2 separate regions of the Homo sapiens genome follow, and region 2 is linked to region 1. The links are chromatin loops, found by intact Hi-C in ENCODE. Cell type or tissue: PC-3. All regions are shown on one strand. Each heading gives the region's core, and the rest is flanking DNA. Links, peaks and the distances in the headings are about the cores only. Region 1 overlaps UST (uronyl 2-sulfotransferase). Region 2 overlaps UST (uronyl 2-sulfotransferase).

Region 1 (10,327 bases), core at 1,216-9,215:
GGGCATGGTGGCACGTGCCTGTAGTCCCAGCTATTCGGGAGGCGGAGGCAGGAGAATCACTTGAACCCAGAAGGCAGAGGTTGCAGTGAGTCAAGATTGCACCACTGCACTCCAGCCTGGAGACAGAGCGAGACTTTGTCTCAATAAATAAATAATAAATAAGTAAATAAAAAAATAAATAAATAAATTTCCATCCATGTCCATTTTCTTTGGACATAATCTCCAGCTTTGAAACATTCAGAACCTCACAAACAGAGGGAATCTCATTCTTAATTTACCAATTGCGTATTTCCATTTTATCTTGGGGGAAAGTAGAACTGTTTTAAGACAGTAACATAGCCAACCATACTTGTTCTAAAGCCACTATGTTTTGTGTCTTTTATAATACAGAGATCAAATTGCCCACTCCTTTGCAAACTTCCATTAAAAAATCACTCAGTATCAAGTTTAAATAGCCATTACCAGCACGAATAGTTAAAGAATCATTACCAATCAGCAAAAAATATTTTAAGGTTATACCTTGTAGGTTCCATATTAGGGTCTCCAAAGAAAAGAATGATCTTTGGTGGCATTTAAGGATATTGCATTTTATGTATAAGATTGTACATACAGTAGGGGCAGGTTCTCTTTGATTACCTTACTTGATTGAAGAGCTAATGTGATTAGGCTGGTGATGCCTTTTTAACTGCCTGAAAGAAAGGAATTATAAATAAATACATTATTGCAATTTTATTATAATTATTAAATTTGGTGTTCTTTTGAATCTAACTCTTATGGCCTGCTTATCTATGGGATTACACTTAAATATAATATCATCATACTCAGTTCCCAGATGCCTCATAAAACACAGTTGCTAGATTTTAGTTCCCACTGCAGGAGAGACAACAAACTACCTGCAGAGAGCAGGACAAAAGTAACTCAAGGATTAGACATTGGGATGTTCAGGAATTGTTAGAAGAAAGAACACAAAGTACAGTATTTAAATGTGCCTTGGGATTTTATAGAGATCAACCTAGTTTGTTTCCTATGAGGAGCAAACATGAAAAAGTAAAATACACTTGTAACTATGAATGGAATAATTTAGAATAAAAATTAACAGCAATTTACTAACCATGTATAGATTGTTAGATCCAGAAAGGGTTAAAGACAAAGTCTTCCTTCTCTTCTAAAATATAGGCTAGCTCTCATCTGTTTGGAATGGTTGGCTTGTCTGGAAGCCAGAGAAGAGACTAGACAGTCTTTTAAGATTCTTTCCAGCCCTGTGATTCTGTGATATATTTGTACAACTTCTAGCATAATCTGTGTATTGTGTAGTTGAAACATTTCTGATTCCTGTGGTCAAAGTGACCTAGAATATATTTCATAACTTCATTATTCCAGATTTCTATTAAATTGTAAGGCAGTTTTAAAAACGCATGGCAAAGGTAAAGATAAGGTAGAAAAAACAAATATATAATTTTAATGTGAAAACAAACATAATAACAGTAACTATTACCTCTCCGCAGCCATCTGGCTCTGGCATGCAGAGAGAGAAGCCAGGAAATAAAAGGACAAGAAACCCAGTTTGAAGTTCAACAACATTTAGAGAAACACTTTTTTTGTCCTTGTATTGCTTTTATTAAAGTTTCAACGTGCATAAACAGAAAAAATATTATTTTAATATATATTCAAGAAATAATTTGTGGTATGAATAGCTCCTTTTTTGGTAATTTATTAGAGGAATGAAGGGGGAAATGGTTTAGAAGACTAGTGGAAATTGTAGTCAGTTGTTCTCACCTATAAATGGTAGAATTCTGAAAATTTGTTCCCATAGAATCATTGTCCTCTAGAGTTAATAACAATTCCACTTCAGGTGCAGTATGACTTAAACAGGCTCTTGTGGGCTGGCCTGGGACTTTATCCACCGTGTAGAGAATTTCTTTTATGAGAAAATGTGCTCCAAGTTTCAAACTACTGACTTACAAATGAACTTTGGAATATTATCCATTTCTAAGACCAGATTATCTATTCCATTTCATTCATACAAAAAGGCACCTCTCTGGGCCACAGTCAAATTCACACATGCATTGCTCTCTGGAGGGTAGTTGTGATCATACACACACACACACACACACACACACACACACACACACAGAGCTAAATTTTTTAAATCTATTAAATGGAACAAGACACTGAAGGGATTATTAAAAAGGAAAGGGAGTGTGAAGACACCAAATGTTAGAATGCCTATAAAAATCCCACTACATCTGTCCTTATAAAAATAGAAATACCTTTGAAGTTCATATTTTGGGAAATATCACCTCAACAGCAGAGCATGGGCAATGGCTGCTGGGCAAGTGTTGGACTTTCGCACAGCTCATCATGCAAACCTGTGATGACATCATTGCATTTATGCCCTAAAACTAGATTTCAGGTCTTAAGCTGGCTTAAATTATCTCTTGAAAAATGGAGATTATATACAGCTTTGAAAAATAGGGAATTTTTTTCCCCAGAAGACATGGCATGTGATTGCCAAAAAAACACATAACCATCTTTGGTTAAGAGGTGACACCATCTTTCTGAGCATTGCTCTAAATACAAGAAAGGTCAGAGTGCTGCAGGTGTATTACAACTATGAGAATCCATAATTACTTTCATTCTCTTTAAAGAAAAGCAAAAGTTACCAGCATATTGAGAAGGCACATAATTTTACTATTTCTATTTCTGTTGAAACTGAGGATTACGTGTTGGATACAGCACCTACAACCTGCATTGTTTTTCTTCATTGTTTCATTGAACTTTTTGGACCTAAAAATATACTACTGAGTGGGTATGATTCCCTGTTTTATGGGTGAGACACCTAAGACAATCAGATTGTAACTTTCCAAATACATTGTAATGACTATCAGTGGCTCTTGGCCTTGAACCTAGGCCTTCCTTAATCCAAAAGCCATTCTCATCATGCAGTGTTTATCTCCTCTAGCTGGATAGCAGAATCTCAGCAGAGCCTTTTAAAACCTAGAGTTGCAGTGGCCCTTCTCCTGGAGATTCTGGGGTAGAGCCCAGAAAACTTTTTCTTTAATGAAGTGTCACAAGAGATTTTATGATGCAGCCAGGGTTAAGAAGCTCTGTCGAAATCATCATACCAGCATTGCCCTAGGTATGTTCCTGAGAATCCTAGTCCTCTAAGACATTGAAAGAAAAAAAATATTATGGTTCAATAAATTTGGTAAATGTTGCGTGCCTTGTCCCGAATGAATCAATTCACGATGATTATTCGCATTTTGAAGACTTCGAAAATTAAAAACAAAACTGCAAACAAACTGTTTGACTGGATTTCACCTAGCGTTTTTGCAGTCTTCATTGTTCAGGGGAGTCTTAATGAGTGTTTGTGACTCATTTGCATTCTGCAGAACTCCAGTTCATTGTCTGTGAAATACTAGGCAAGTCCACATCCTCCCACCAGTTGTAACAGTAAAGGCTACTATATCACTATAAACGTAACATCTGTTCTGACCCTCCAACAGCTATTCAAATTATTAAAACCTTGAAGAGTTATATAAAGGGTGGAGGAGAGAGAGATCCTATGCCCATGTGCCCTAGATAGCTTTAGCTTCCTTATCAAAACACTATTTCCTTACAATATTTTAAATTTCCCTCTCCTGTTGCTCTTGCCCCCTGCAAGTTTCAAGTCTGAATGGTGGCTAGAAAGCAGTGAGACTTAGGGGGAAAAAACCCAACTCACCTAAAAAAATCATGTTAAGTTTGTAAAAGTCTACAGGCTACAGGGATCCCTAAGGCATGGTTAATCGGGCCTCTGTTTAATCAAGAAGGTGGGCCAGGCATGGTGGCTCACGCCTGTAATCCCAGCACTCTGGGAGGCCGAGGCGGTGGATCACCTGAGGTCAGGAGTTCGAGACCAGCCTGGCCAACATGGTGAAACCCTGTCTCTACTAAAAACACAAAAATTAGATGGGCGTGGTGGTGCACGCCTGTAATCCCAGCTACTCAGGAGGCTGAGGGAAGAGAATCACTTGAACCCAGGAGGCAGAGGTTGCAGTGAGCCGAAGTTGCACGACTGCACTCCAGCCTGGGCGACAGAGCAAGACTCCATCTCAAAAAAAAAAAAAAAAAAAGGCCGGGTGCGGTGGCTCATACCTGTAATCTCAGCACTTTGGGAGGCTGAGGCGGGCGGATCACGAGGTCAGGAGATCAAGACCATCCTGGCTAACATGGTGAAACCCTGTCTCTACTAAACAAAATACAAAAAATTAGCCGGGCGTGGTGGCGGGTGCCTGTAGTCCCAACTACTTGGGAGGCTGAGGCAGGATAATGGCCTGAACCTGGGAGGTGGAGCTTGCAGTGAGCCGAGATTGCGCCACTGCACTCTAGCCTGGGCGACAGAGCGAGACTCCATCCCAAAAAAAAAAAAAAAAAAAAAAAAAAAAAGGTGCACTCATTCATTTTTACAGCAGATTTCTCTGTTTTTTGTTCATTCACTTTGATGAATATTTATTGAGAACCTAGTATTAATGTGCGTATTAAACCCCAGACAGCCCACTAGATATTAGTGCACCCTATTTCTAATCCTCGAGGCAACATTGTTAGGAAAGCATTATTGCCCCATGTTAGAAGGAGGAATAAGTGTGTACAGGAATCTGATTAAAATATAGTGTAAATTAAGAATAATGTGGGAGAATAAGACTTGAAAGCAAACGGGGGTCAAATCCCGAACTTTAAATGCTGGGCTTCGGAGTTGGAACTTTCTTCTGTAGACAGTGGGAAGCTATTCCATTTATGCCTGAGGTAGCAATTTTTTTAAATTTTTGCAATCAGACCTTGGCAATGACCTTGAGCAGTAGGATGTAAATAACTCCCACATGCTTAGCGTTCCAATAATGGAACACTAGGCATACATGGGTTAATAAAAAATTGTTCTTAATCACGATAGGCACCAAAATCTGCTGGGGAGCGTTCTCACAATATGTGTATTCAGGTCCCACTGCAAAATACAGAGCTAAACTTGTAAAGGCAGAGCCAAAGTTATTTGTATTTTGCAGGGGAAAAACTCCCGAAGAGGTCCTCACGCACAGCCCTAGCAAGGAATGATTTCACAAAAGCCTCTGATTATTAGAAAGTTTTCCTTTTATTGAAGTGAATCCTTTACTACGCTAGGAAAATCCCGCTGTCACCTGAGACTCTCTCAAACCCCTGAAGACTCCATGCGTCCCTGAAGATTTATGAAGTGTTGTCTCCTCATGAGCCTCTCTCTTTATCCCAGGAACCTTTCTCTGGCTTGACATGTTTTGGAAAAGCCTCGCTTAGAATGACCGTCAGAACTTCCCGACTTTATAGGAGTGGGGACAGTGTCCACAGGCATGAGAGTGCTCCAACTGGACCTTAGAGTCAAACCAAAGAGAGGAGCCTGGTCCCTTTCCATGCCACAGGGATTAGTTCACACAGCCCTGCAGACGTCTAGTCTTGGAGCCCTACACACAGAAACTGAGTCCGCTAATAGAAACTTGGTGGAAAAAAAAAAAAGAAAAACAAGGAAGAAGCAGCAAGGCCTGCAAAAATAAAATAAGTTTTTCCTTTCCTTCCAGTTGCAGCCATGAGATTTTCTCTGTAATTGAGACCCAGGCTCTTTGCCTTGATCATGTCATTGCTCCCCCTGGTGGACTTCTTCTTCATTGCAGGCGTGTGTTGCGCTGACTGCTTCCCGCAGGCCATCCTGCCTCCTGCTTACAAGGGCTACCCCATACTGTGGGAAGAGGGAAGGGTCACCGGAGCCTCCAGCCATCTTCCCAGGCTCTGAGGTTCAAGGGCCAAGGCTCTTCCTGTGAGCTACTCCTTATTTTGCTTTGATATGTTAAAAACATGTCCTTTCTGTAAAATGCTTTGCAAAATTGTAAGACGTCTAGGTGTTCATGAGTGACACAGAATTCACTTATGAACCACGTAGGGTTAGATACCGCCTCTGCTGACAAATATTTGCCAAGAAGTCAGGAGCAAAGTCTGACTGTGTTGGTAGAACTGCAGGTAAAGGTTTTCTGCTGCACCATCCCAGCCAGTCAGGTTGAAAGCAAAAGATTAGGAATTACTTACTGATATGCTGTGATCTGATTTTTTTCTTTTAGGTATCTTTCATTACATAGTTATCTTTTTTAGTATTTAAAATTAATTTTCTGTTCTTGTTAGGATATATACTCAGTTTTCCCACCTAGAACTTTTAAAAAGTATTATCTCTGGCATTTTAAAGCTTTTATTTTTGTATTATTTCATAATGCTTTTCCATCTGTTAGAACTTTCTTTCAAATTTTCAGCACATCACAAGAAAAGAAGAAAATTTATATTCCATAAACCTTCTTTGTTCTCCAGACTTTTGTGCTAACCAATCTGTTCCTTCCATTTTGAAAGGTTATGTATAGATCAAATCTCGGTGGGAATGGTGAATAGATTGCAGCCAGTAAATAAAAAACAGGATTTAGGGTTTGGAAAGACTTGGATTTCAATCCTGGCTTTACCTCTTGTGTGGATAAGGCTTTAAGCAACCAATGCAGCCTTTTGTGCCTCAGTTTCTTAACCTCTACAGTAGGGATAATAATACTTATCCATGGCTGGGCACGGTGGCTCACACCTGTAATCCTAGCACTTTGGCAGGCCAAGGCGGGTGGATCACCTGAGGTCAGGAGTTCAAGACCAGCCTGACCAACATGGTGAAACCCTGTCTCTACTAAAAATACAAAAATTAGCTGGGCGTGGTGGCAGGCGCCTATAATCCCAGCTACTGGGGAGGCTGGGGCAGGAGAATCGCTTGAACCTGGGAGGGGGAGGTTGCAGTGAGCCAAGATTGCGCCACTGCACTCCAGCCTGGGCAGCAGAGTGAGACTTCGTCTCAAAATAATAATAATAATAATAATAATAATAATAATAATAATAATACTTATCCGTGGGTTTCTTGTCCACTGCACTCCAGCCTGGGCAGCAGAGACTTTGTCTCAAAATAATAATAATAATAATAATAATAATAATAATAATAATATTACTTATTCATGGGGTTCTTGTGAGGATTAAATGACACCATATGTATAAAGAGCACCTTGGTGCACTCAGAAAATGGGAGTCTGTTTGATGGTGTTATGTCCTGGATGTTATAATGGTAAGACTGTTTGCCCCATGTGACACCAGGATAATGAACATATGGGTCTGTCTCAGAAAGGCTAAATTCATAGCCTGAGTGCTAGATAATTCTGTCTTCAGTTAACTATACATTTCTTGACTCCAAAAAGGATTTCTAAAGATGATAGCTTCATTTCATAAATATTTGTGGGGTGTATGTTCTGTCCAAGTACCTTGAGTAGGCTTTCTAGGGGATAAAGCCTGCCCCCAACCCTCACAGAATTTACATTTCAGCTCAGACTCGTGCACAAACTCAACTACAATGTAATGTAGAAAGTGCATGTCCTGAAGAATTTTCAGATGCACTGCTATGGAAGGTCATGTTCAAAACCAAGCCCATTTCCCCCCTTATCTGCAGCCAAATCTTTTCCTCCCCCAGCATTGCCCATCTCCATGAATGGATACCATCACGTATTTGGTTGTCCTAGCCAGGAATCTGGGAAGGAAGCTCTCTTGGCCACTTGCCCTGCCTCCCTTCCATTGGCAGGTAGTCACCTCCTTAACCCTCCCGGAACCTCCCCTTCTGTCTTACTTACATTGACTTATTTCAGTGGTTCTCACACTTTTGTGCCTTAGCATCCCTTGGAAGGCTTGGCAAAACACAGACTGCTGGCACCCCTTCCCCCAGAGTTCCTTCTAATTCAGAAGGCCTGGGGCGGATCCTGAGAATTTGCATTTCTAACAAGTCTCGGGTGATGCTGATGCTGCAGGTCTGGGGACCACACTGAAAACCACGACCTCAGTTCATGCCATTGTCATTTGCTGTTGGGATTATTGCCCAGTCTTCCTGGCTGTGCTTCTGTATCTAATCCTTACCCTTCTTCACATTCTCCACCCTGTCCTCAGATCTGGAAAAAAGAATTTTTTCTGGCTGTTGATCACCCACAGAATAAATGTCAGAATTCCTGCTGTGATCTGCAGTGCCCTCCATTACCTGACTCTTACCTGATTCTCTAGTCTCACCTGCTACTTTGCTGATCCCATCTCGGATCACTGAACACCTCTGGCACACTGAACTCCTGCAGTTCCTTGGTGCCGTATCATTTTATGTTCTGCCTTTTGTATCTGCTCTTCATTATTTGCAATGCCATGAATCCCTTTCTTTCCTGGCTAACTCCTCTAGGCCCTTCCAGACTACTGAGGGAAACCTCCCTGGGGAAGCATTACCTCTCCATCTGAATGTAGAGAGAGGTGCTTCACTTATCTACCATCTACCTCATGGTGGTTATCACATGATTGTACCTGCCTCTTAGTCCACCTCACCCACAAGACTCTGACAGCTTCCTAACAGCAAGAACCAAATCCATCATCTCTATAGCCATAACCCTGAGCAACATTGCCTGATACAGAGGGGAGATCAAAGGATGTTGAATGAAAAGGGCTATCCAGAAAGGCTACTTGGAGGGGTAGATATTTTAGCCAGAGGTGAAGAGTGGTTAGTATTTAGACACACAAGGAGTAGCAGAAGAACATTCTGAAAGAGGGAACTTAAACTGGAGCTTGGACTTGGTCAGGCTTTAGTGTGAGGAAGGAACAAGGAGGGCTCTCATTTGGCTGGCCACAGCATGTGTGGTCCTGAGAGCCAGTTGAGGGAAATAGCACAGGTGGAATTCACATGGCTCAACACACCATTGAATTATGGGAGTCCGGGAAAGAGCTGGATCAAAGGTGGGAATATGCCGAGCACCAGTAACCTGAACCAGACTGTCCAGAGATGGATGAGGCTGGATAAAGAGTAAAGATGGGTGAGGATTAAGTGTGTTTGTGGCCATGGTGGAGTTTGAGGGCACCATTAGGACATATTCCACTGTCTTCTTCATGTGTCTTCCCACCCATCTTATTCGTGTTTTTATCTCCAGTGCCTAATAAGTACTCAATGAATGATGAGTGAATTTATGCCATGGAATCAGACTAAAGGCCAGGAGTGGTCCCGCATGAGCCAGGGAGAGGAGAGGTGGCTCGTTGGTGATTTTAGGTGGTGCCATTGTCACCCCCTGATGCCTCTCCTGCAAATAAGATTTAGGTGAAGGAACAGGCAGGCTGCTGGCCATGGGGGGAGGACCAGGCAAGAGACCTCAAGCAATGGCAGCAACGAGTTCAGAATATGACTGCTTGTCGCCAAAAACAAGGAAAGTCTTAGAATTTGTGAAGATCAAACCGGCTGAGAGCTGAAATGTACCCTCTGCCTTCACTGTGCTAATACAATAAACACGAGCATTAGTACCTTGATTCTATGTTTAAAGATAACGTCTAGAAAGAGTTATACATTGTCACTGCTAATCCATTTTTTTCCTCCTGAAATAGACAGCTTTATGACTATTATGACACTGTTCTCAAAATCTAACTACTACTATTCTTCCATTAAATTTAACACATTGACATGTGTTTAGAGAATATAATTTAATGTGGAATATGTGAAAGAAACGTTTTTCCTTCTGACCTGTTCTTCCAGTTTTCTTGTACAGTACTAGGGGGCTTTCTTGTATGACTCTTCTGTGTGCAGAGAAATATCTGAATAAAATAACCTAGAGATAAAAGTGTTAATGGTCTTTACATTAAACATACACACAGTCAAGAGTTATTTTTCCAAGCAGGCACCCTCAGAGATAAATTACCTATGGTTATGTCTCCAAACCAGTAATTCCATTAGTAAATGCATCAAAAATCAAAATGAACAACGTGACCACGCAGGAAGTTTTACTACCAAAAACAAGCACTTGCAGGTGGTGTGTCGAGGATAAACAGTAGATAAAGAGGCAGGATTCAATTTCCTTTTATACTGAGGTTTGAGGACAGACAGACCATTATTCACTCATACCTGCCACTGACTAACAGAAGCACAGGGTTTATGAACTGCGAGTCATTTACCTTTAAAATTCAATTTCATTCCTTCAATCGTTGTGAGCTTGAATATCTAATTACAAGGTTTATACACTGAGATCCTAGTGTAATAATCTATAAAGCGTGTACTAGTTGGAGTTAATTCATTGAACAAATATTTATCGAGCACTTATATATGTGTCAGCCCCTGTGTTAGACATGAAGGAACAAGGCAGACTTGGGCTTTCTGTCATGTTTGAGACAAACCTGGAGTTCCAGACTCTTATTTTATTGTTCTTGTTGCTACTGCGGTTCACATGTGAATGACTGGTTTTGTTTCCAGTTTTTC
Region 2 (10,327 bases), core at 775-8,774, 91 kb before region 1:
CCGACAACTTAGAGGGCAAGTGCCGAAACAGAAGTGGCTGGTGTTGACTGCATGTTTACGGTGGCTGCCAACTGAGGGGCTGCCCCTGATGAGGCCGAGTGAGTGAGGCCCACACTGCATGTGGCTGGGAAAGGTTTCAAACCATGACTTCTTACCTTTGTTCAAACCAGATGCAAGGAATCCGAGGATGATGTCTGGGTACTGATTTAATTAGCAGCAAAAGGGATTAAGCAAACCAGCAATCATGCTCTTTCATCTCTGTCCAGAAAAGGCGTTTTTACCTGCACCCATGGTTGTGAATCTGTGACTGATGCCAGTGTTGTCATTAAGAAAGGACCTCAAGCAAAGCAGAGTCGGGAACATTTTGTGTTTAAAATGTTTAGAAACAAACATGGACAGAGCCCACTGATTTTTCCTCTGGGAAAAAGACAGTCACTGTAAATAGACAAATTACACTGAATCTATCCGAAACATATGTTGCGTTTGGCTAAATGCTAATCTCTTATTTGCCCTCCTGCTGCCAAGGCCCGTGCTGCGTGCCCTGGATCTGGATGTGTGTTTAAACGATTATAGTTCAGGAAAAGAGCCTAGGCCTGTTCATGTTCCATTGAGGCTCCTGTTCTCAGACTTACTGATTTTCAATCTGGAGATTTTACTGAAATATATATTACAGTCTCTTACCATGTAAGCCAAGTCTGTTTTTACTTTATCCATTTGTATGGAGAAATATCATAATCCTCAGAGATCTGGAGCATAGGAGATTGCTTTGAGGGCATGTAGGGTAGGAGCTGCCTAGTGAACTGTTCACTTGGCCTGGAATGTCTTTCTCTCTTGCCAATCCCCACCTTTATCACTTAATTCCTATTTATCTTTTTTATTGAAGCTCAGGTAGCATCTTCCCCGGGAATCCTTTGCTGACCGCCCTGAGCCTGAGTTGGTTATTCCTCCACTGGGCTTCCCTAGCTGCCCACTGCTTTCCTATCTCCAAACCTCCCCAGACTTGTAAGGTCTGTGAGGGTCAGAACCCCCCAACCCCCATGTGTTATGCCCAGCACCGAGGACAGTGCCTGTCACATGACTTTAGTAAATACCTGTTGAATGAATGAGGACACTTGTCTTCTTTTCTTTTCTTTTAAAATTCTGGGGTACATGTGCAGGACATACAGGTTTGTTACATAGGTAAACGTGTGCCGTGGTGGTTTGCTGCACCTATCAACCCATCACGTAGGTATTAAGCCCCACATGCATCAGCTATTTTTCCTGATGCTCTCCCTCCCTCCCCCAACAGGCCCCTGTGTGTGTATTCCCCTCCCTGTGTCCACGTGTTCTCACTGTTCAGCTCCACTTATAAGTGAGAACATGTGGTGTTTGGTTTTCTGTGCCTGTGTTACTTTGCTGAGGATAATGGCTTCCAGCTTCATCCATGTCCCTGCAAAGGACATGATCTTGTTCCTTTTTATGGCTGCATAGTATTCCATGGTGTATATGTACCACATTTTCTTTATCCAGTCTGTCGTCTGTCATTGATGGGCATTTGGGTTGATTCCATGTCTTTGCTATTGTGAATAGTGCTGCCATGAATATACATATACAGATATCTTTATAATAGAATGACTTATATTCCTTTGGGTGTATACCCAGTAAAGGGATCGCTGGGTCAAATGGTATTTCTGGTTCTAGGTCTCTGAGGAATTGTCACACCGTCTTCCACAATGGTTGAACTAATTTACATTCCCACCAACAGTGTAAAAGCGTTCCTGTTTCTCTGCAACCTCACCGGCATCTGTTCTTTCTTGAGTTTTTAATAATCATGATTCTGACTGATATGAGATGGTATCTTATTGTGGTTTTGATTTGTATTTCTCTAATGATCAGTGATGTTGAACTTTTTTTCATATGTTTGGTTGGCCGCATGTATGTCTTCTTTTGAGAAGTGTCTGTTCATGTCCTTTGTCCACTTTTTAATGGGGTTGTTTGTTTTTCTTAAAGCCATTTGTTCTTCAACAGGGGACTCCTGTACTCCAAGTAACACTTTCTGCTCCCAGAGCCACTTCCCTACCCCCTGCATACCCAAAATACTGGGGTGATATTTTAGATTTCCAGTCCTCCAGATACATAAGGACAAAAATGTGCAACCTTTTGCATCATATAACAAAGTTCTTTCTTTCTTCCCTAACAGATATCACACATGATGAAGTCTGATAGCTAGTGTCGGGTAGTTGACAGAAAAACAAACAAAAAGGTTTTTTTAAATAAAAAAGCAAGCCTGTGGGTCTTCAGAATAAAATCACTTTGATTCAGCTATAAAAATATGACTTAGAAACATTGCAGTGAGCATTGCCAAATACAGCTCCTCTGCTACCGTCTGTCCTGGAGCTGCACACCTGTCCCTGTACCGCTGAGCCCACGCTGTAGGATCTTGGAATTGGGGCGTGGACTTGTTCATTGTGAGCACACAGAATGTGGACATGATTCTGAATGTGTGGCTGTGTTGGAACTTGCCCAATCTATTTCAAGATGATAAATTACATACTTCCGGAAAGGCTATTCTGTTTTCCCCACAGAAGATCTTAACTACTCTTTGTCTTCTCCTTTTATAGAACTGAAAATTTAATTTTGTCTAAATGTGCTTTTCTTCATATTTACTTACATTCTCAGCATTACAGTATACTGTCTACAGAAACACAGTCCTAGTTTTTCATTTTAGGAAAAGGTGATTCATTATGGAACAAATCTTAATTTTAATATTACCATGCTTTGGTAGAAGTCAGTGTTGGAAAACTCTAGAAAGTATTGCCTTGGAATAAAAATATCAGGTGGGGGAAGGAGCAAGGATAGCTGGGGGAGGGCTGAGCTTCTATTTCCTGATGAATTGAAGTTCACATATGGATGGGGTGAGATCATGGTGTAATACACAAAACTTGGGTCAAGAGGGTAGAAATTAAAGGTAGGAAAACATTTTAGAAGCCTCTGTTGCTGAAATATTTTTGCATTGTAGTGGATATTAATTATTCCGATGTTAATTATTCGCTAGGGGTCTGTGTTAGTCCATTTTCACACTACTGATAAAGACATACCCGAGACGGGGCAATTTACAAAAGAAAGAGGTTTAATGGACGTCGGGTTCCACGTGGCTGGGGAGGCCTCACAATTATGGTGGAAGGCAAGGAGGATCAAGTCACGTCTTAAGTGGATGCCAGCAAGCAAAGAGAGAGAGCTTGTACAGGCTTTTTAAAACCATCAGATCTCGCGAGACGTATTCACTATCACGAGAACAGCACGAGAAAGACCCGCCCCCATGATTCATTTACCTCCCACTGGGTCTCTCTCCCTTGACACGTGGGACCTGTGGGAGTTACTATTCAAGATGAGATTTGATGGGGACACAGCCAAACCGTATCAGGGTCTTTCCTGGTTTTTACCCAGTGTGCTTCAAACAGTCATTGCTTTGCAGCCTACTTGCCTCGCCGGGGATTTGTTATCTCCTCTCATAGTGCTCTAACAATTTCCTTTTGTTCTCAGATCACTGCCCTTTCTCACCAGGGGAGGATTCACTCACAGAAAGCAGGTAGTGGGCTGTCTTAGGTAAAGAAATACCCACTTCTGGTGAAAGCCAGGTGAGGAAGGCCAGTGGGAACAGACGGGAGAGAAGGAACAAGCTCTCTGCTGGGAAGGTCACTGTTCCCAGGGAGGACTTATTTGGAGGCTGAAAGCCAGATAACTAAGAAAATTAAATGGTAGTTTCCAATCAGAGTAAAAAAGGATCCAAGGAAGGTGGGGATGAGTTTCTGGAAGTGGTTTTGGCAGAAGGCAGTTTCATCTTTCCATGCACTTGCACACAGGTAGAAATCTGCATTTTTTCACCTGAGTTTTGCTCACTAATGTTCATAATATTAATACTTCGGGAGAAAAAGGAGACCCTTACGATGAGATTCACTAGAAAGCTGAGCAAGACATGTATCCTGGAGTTGGCCACGGGTACCACTGCAGATGCTGGGCAATACAGTTTGTGTTGTGTAAATTATACACACTTGAGCTGGCAGGAACTAGGGCAGCACCTGGACCTGACAAAAAAGTCAATTGATAGATGACACATTTCCTCCTTTGTATGTTGGTGATCAATTCTAACTTTTTACAACCTAGTCAAATTGCTTACAGCTGAAAAATATGGGGTTTTGTTTTGTTTTGTTTCGTTTTGAGACGGAGTTTCACTCTGTCACCCAGGCTGGAGTGCAGTAACGCGATCTTGGCTCACTACAACCTCCACCTCCTGGGTTCAAGCGATTCTCCCACCTCAGCCTCCCAAGTAGCTGGGATTACAGGTGCGTGTCACCATACCCGGCTAATTTTTGTAGTTTTTAGTAGAGATGGGGTTTCACCATCTTGACCAGGCTGGCCTTGAACTCCTGACCTCGTGATCCACCTGCCTCGGCCTCCCAAAGTGCTGGGATTACAGGAGTGAGCCACTGTGGCCAGCCGAAAAATATGTTTTGATTAATATTATGTAAGGTAAATAGGGGAAACGTTCACAAAGATGATTCATGCTAAACAAATAAAACCAGAGCCACATCCATCAGCATAACGTAGTGCAATAAAATGTTATATATCAAAGTACGCATCTACTAAGTCCTATTCATCGGAGACAGCCACAGGTGATAGTGTATGGGCAGAGGTGCCACCAACCTAGCATGTCCTGCATGGGGGCTTTTCCCTTAGTCAATAAAGGCCAGTGACTAGGCGGTAGCTACCTCTTGAAGAGATGGGACTAGGGTTGCGGGGCGGGCTTTCCCACATAATCTCTTGTGGGATGTCAGAGATGATCTGGGTAAATCACGTGTTTATGCGTGAGTTATTTGCCTTGGTCAGGAAGGCTGCCTTTGAACTGACTAGAATAGAAAAATGACAGGTGTAAACTTGCCCTAAGTTACATTTCAGGTTGGTCTTCATACCAAAGCTTATGGAGAATTGGGATCTAAACTGTTACTGTGGTTGAATCCCTGACTTTCTCTTTTTTCCTCCTTTTTTGAGGAGGAAAATCAGAGATAACATTTTAGAATAAATAATTTATTATAGCTGAATTACTTAATACTGGCAATGAGAGCTTTGTGATATATATATTACATTATATAATAAATTACATATATTATTACATATATTACTTATATATACATAATATATAAACTATATGCCTATTATATATAATTTAAAGGAGGGAATGAATGTAGGTGTAGTAGTATGTCATCTTAGAATTTTTTGGGCTTTTCATCATTTTTATGAGGAAGTCAATTAACAACATCTTGAAATTGTTAAACACATTCAGTGAACAGAACTTGGCTTCAACTGTGAATTTTCACCACAAGCTCTGCAACAAATTGTAGGGATGCTCTAAGGAGAGCCACAGCTACTCTCACGGTCAGAGCCCCCTAAGCACACACATACACACCAAGCTGATTCTGCCTGTCATTCTCATGACTATACGGTTTCCCACTGTAAATGTATATTCCTTTTATCACAACTGAGTTGAGTCATAGCCATCCTTTAAGGCACAGCGAATGTATTACGCCCACCGTAAGTTCTGCCAACATTGTATCTACTCCTTCCCGTGAATGCACAGTCAATTAACACAACTGGGTAAGTATATCTAACTTACCAAGGGCAGAACTTAGAGCACAGACTGTATTTGCACCATGACATTAGATACTCGGTTATAGTCATCTTAACTCCAATTCTGCATATGAGGAAAAGAGACTCAGAAAAGCTGAGTGGCTTGACCGATATTGTAGAGCTTATTCATGGTGAAGATTCCAGGTGGTCTTGAAGTGCTCTTACCCCTTATGAAATTTCCCAGATGTGAGGCAGATGTTGCAGTGAGCTGAGATCATGCCACTGCACTCCAGCCTGGGAGACAGAGTGAGTCTCCATCTCAAAAAAAAAAAAAAAAAATTCCCAGATGTTTGAGGAGGAAGAAGCATAGCAAGTGCTTCTCCACCTCTGTTTATTTTTTCTGTCTGATCCAGGTCTGGGTGGCTAGTGGTTGAGAAACCACAGGATAGTGGTTTCTCCTGTCAGTGAATAGGAATCTTCATTAGGCAAAAAACAACACTTGGGCGAAAATGAAAAAAAACCCAAGTATGTGTTGAATGCAAAGAGTATGTTTACTTGTAGCAACATTATAGAATATATTGTGTAATGCAAACATACACAATGCCTTCTAAGACTGTGAAAGCATTTTTTATTAGTCAGTGTTCTGTAGAGGCACAGAACTAATAGGCTAGATGTATATATGAAGGGAGTTTATTAAGGAGTATTGACTCACACGATCACAAGGTGAAGTGCCACAGCAGGCCATCTGCAAGCTGAGGAACAGGGAAGCCAATCCAAGTCCCAAAACCTCAGAAGTAAGGAAGCCTACAGTACAGCCTTCAGTCTGTGGCCAAAGGCCTGAGAGCCCCTGGAAAATCACTGATGTAACAAGAGTCCAAAAGCTGAAGAACTTGGGTCTGATGTTCGAGGGCAGGAAGTATTCAGCATGGGAGAAAGATGGAGAAAGCTGATTTGATGGTGCCCACCCAGATAGAGGGTGGGTCTGCCTCTCCAGTCCACTGACTCAAATGGCAACACCCTCACAGACATACCCAGGAACAACATTTGCATCTTTCTTTTTTTTTTTTTAATTATACTTTAAGTTCTAGGGTACATGTGCACAATGTGCAGGTTTGTTACATATGTATTCATGTGCTATATTGGTGCGCTGCACCCATTAACTCGTCATTTACATTAGGTATATCTCCTAATGCTATCCCTCCCCCCTTGCCCCACCCCACAACAGGCCCGGGCGTGTGATGTTCCCCACCCTGTGTCCATGTGTTCTCATTGTTCAGTTCCCACCTATGAGTGAGAACATGTGGTGTTTGGTTTTCTGTCCTTGCAACAGTTTGCTCAGAATGATCGTTTCCAGCTTCATCCATGTCTCTACAAAGGACGTGAACTCATCCTTTTTTTATGGCTGCATAGTATTCCATGGTGTATATGTGCCACATTTTTTTAATCCAGCCTATCATTGATGGACATTTGGGTTGGTTCCAAGTCTTTGCTGTTGTGAATAGTGCCGCAATAAACATACGTGTGCATGTGTCTTTATAGCAGCATGATTTATAATCCTTTGGGTATATACCCAGTAATGGGATGGCTTGGTCAAATGGTATTTCTAGTTCTAGATCCTTGAGGAATCTCCACACTGTCTTCCACAATGGTTGAACTAGTTTACAGTCCTACCAACAGTGTAAAAGTGTTCCTATTTCTCCACATCCTCTTCAGCACCTGTTGTTTCCTGACTTTTTACCATTCTAACTGGTGTGAGATGGTATCTCATTGTGGTTTTGATTTGCATTTCTCTGATGGCCAGTGATGATGAGGATATTTTCATGTGTCTGTTGGCTGCATAAATGTCTTCTTTTGAGAAGTGTCTGTTCATATCCTTTGCCCACTTTTTGATGGGGTTGTTTGATTTTTTTCTTGGAAATTTGTTTGAGTTCTTTGTAGATTCTGGATATTAGCCCTTTGTCAGATGGGTAGATTGTAAAAATTTTCTCCCATTCTGTAGGTTGCCTGTTCACTCTGATGGTAGTTTCTTTTGCTGTGCAGAAGCTCTTTAGTTTAATTAGATCCCATTTGTCAATTTTGGCTTTTGTTGCCATTGCTTTTGGTGTTTTAGTCATGAAGTCCTTGCCCATGCCTAGGTCCTGAATGGTATTGCCTAGGTTTTCTTCTAGGGTTTTTATGGTTTTAGGTCTAACATTTAAGTCTTTAATCCATCTCGAATTAATTTTTGTATAAGGTGTAAGGAAGGGATCCAGTTTCAGCTTTCTACATATGGCCAGCCAGTTTTCCCAGCACCATTTATTAAATAGGGAATCCTTTCCCCATTGCTGGTTTTTGTCAGGTTTGTCAAAGATCAGATGGTTGTAGATGTGTGGTATTATTTCTGAGGGCTCTGTTCTGTTCCATTGATCTATATCTCTGTTTTGGTACCAGTACCGTGCTGTTTTGGTTACTGTAGCCTTGTCATTTAGTTTGAAGTCAGGTAGAATGATGCCTCCAGCTTTGTTCTTTTGGCTTAGGATTGTCTTGGCAATGCAGGCTCTTTTTTGGTTCCACATGAACTTTAAAGTAGTTTTTTTCCAATTCTGTGAAGAAAGTCATTGGTAGCTTAATGGGGATGGCATTGAATCTACAAATTACCTTGGGCAGTATGGCCATTTTCACGATATTGATTCTTCCTATCCATGAGCATGGAATGTTCTTCCATTTGTTTGTGTCCTCTTTTATTTCTTTGAGCAGTGGTTTGTAGTTCTCTTTGAAGATGTCCTTCACATCACTTGTACGTTGGATTCCTAGGTATTTTATTCTCTTTGAAGCAATTGTGAATGGGAGTTCACTCATGATTTGGCTCTCTGTTTGTCTGTTATTGGTGTATAGGAATGCTTGTGATTTTTGCACATTGATTTTGTATCCTGAGACTTCGCTGAAGTTGCTTATCAGCTTAAGGAGATTTTGGGCTGAGATGATGGGGTTTTCTAAATATACAGTCATGTCATCTGCAAACAGGGACAATTTGACTTCCTCTTTTCCTAATTGAATACCCTTTATTTCTTTCTCCTGCCTGATTGCCCTGGCCAGAGCTTCCAACACTATGTTGAACAGGAGTGGTGAGAGAGGGCATCCCTGTCTTGTGCCAGTTTTCAAAGGGAATGCTTCCAGTTTTTGCCCATTCAGTATGATACTGGCTGTGGGTTTGTCATAAATAGCTCTTATTATTTTCAGATATGTTCCATCAATACCTAGTTTATTGAGAGTTTTTAGCATGAAGGGCTGTTGAATTTTGTCGAAGGCCTTTTCTGCATCTATTGAGATAATCACATGGTTTTTGTCATTGGTTCTGTTTATATGCTGGATTACGTTTATTGATTTGCATATGTTGAACCAGCCTTGCATCCCAGGGATGAAGCCCACTTGATCATAGTGGATAAGCTTTTTGAGGTGCTGTTGGATTTGGTTTGCCAGTATTTTATTGAGGATTTTTGCATTGATGTTCATCAGGGATATTGGTCTAAAATTCTCTGTTTTTGTTGTGTCTCTGCCCGGCTTTGGTATCAGGATGATGCTGGCCTCATAAAATGAGTTAGGGAGGATTCCCTCTTTTTCTCTTGACTGGACTAGTTTCAGAAGGAATGGTACCAGCTCCTCTCTATACCTCTGGTAGAATTCAGACGTGAATTCGTCTGGTCCTGGACTTTTTTTGGTTGGTAGGCTATTAATTATTGCCTCAATTTCTGAATCTGTTATTGGTCTATTCAGGGATTCAGCTTCTTCCTGGTTTAGTCTTGGGGAGGGTGTATGTGTCCAGGAATTTATCCATTTCTTCTAGATTTTCTAGTTTATTTGCGTAGAGGTGTTTATAGTATTCTCTGATGGTAGTTTGTATTTCTGTGGGATCGGTGATGATATCCCCTTTATCATTTTTTATTGTGTCTATTTGATTCTTCTCTCTTTTCTTCTTTATTAGTCTTGCTAGCGGTCTATCAATTTTGTTGATCTTTTCAAAAAACCAGCTCCTGGATTCATTGATTTTTTTAAGGTTTTTTTGTGTCTCTGTCTCCTTCGGTTCTGTTCTGATCTTAGTTATTTCTTGCCTTCTGCTAGGTTTTGAATGTGTTTGCTCTTGCTTCTCTAGTTCTTTTAATTGTGATATTAGGGTGTCAATTTTAGATCTTTCCTGCTTTCTCTTGTGGGCATTTAGTGCTACAAATTTCCCTCTACACACTGCTTTAAATGTGTCCCAGAGATTCTGGTATGTTGTGTCTTTGCTCTCATTGGTTTCAGGGAGCATCTTTATTTCTGCCTTCATTTCATTATGTACCCAGTAGTCATTCAGGAGCAGGTCATTCAGTTTCCATGTAGTTGAGCGGTATTGCGGGTGTTCCTTAATCCTGAGTTCTAGTTTGATTGCACTGAGGTCTGACAGACAGTTTTTTGTGATTTCTGTTCTTTTACATTTGCTGAGGAGTGCTTTACTTCCAACTATGTGGTCAGTTTTGGAATAAGTGTGATGTGTGCTGAGAAGAATGTATATTCTGTTGATTTGGGGTGGAGAGTTCTGTAGATGTCTATTAGATCTGCTTGGTGCAGAACTGAGTTCAATTCCTGGATATCCCTATTAACTTTCTGTCTCATGGATCTGTCTAATGTTGACAGTGGGGTGTTAAAGTCTCCCATTATTATTGTGTGGGAGTCTAAGTCTCTTTGTGGGTCTCTAAGGACTTGCTTT

The links. Hi-C counts contacts between places; a loop is a spot of excess contacts. Peaks named below come from ENCODE experiments on the same cell type or tissue, not always from the same donor. Only the 100,000 strongest peaks of a DNase experiment are listed, where the experiment ranks them.
Region 2: a loop joins it to region 1, with 2.5 times the contacts of the local background. A loop is called at or near these places in 3 of 110 quality-filtered maps.

The regions. Positions count from the first base shown.
Region 1 is chr6:148,942,415-148,952,741 of GRCh38, forward strand. The region is part of intron 3 of UST (uronyl 2-sulfotransferase); the gene reads left to right. Among named protein-coding and RNA genes, the nearest start is that of UST-AS1, 17 kb to the right of the region's middle. In PC-3, for the core only: CTCF peaks have their summits at 5,671 (motif pointing left) and 5,873; a DNase peak (open chromatin) is centred at 5,667.
Region 2 is chr6:148,851,838-148,862,164 of GRCh38, forward strand. The region is part of intron 1 of UST (uronyl 2-sulfotransferase); the gene reads left to right. Among named protein-coding and RNA genes, the nearest start is that of UST-AS1, 110 kb to the right of the region's middle. In PC-3, for the core only: no CTCF peak of the experiment used is centred there; DNase peaks (open chromatin) are centred at 4,614 and 6,164; H3K27ac peaks cover 867 bases.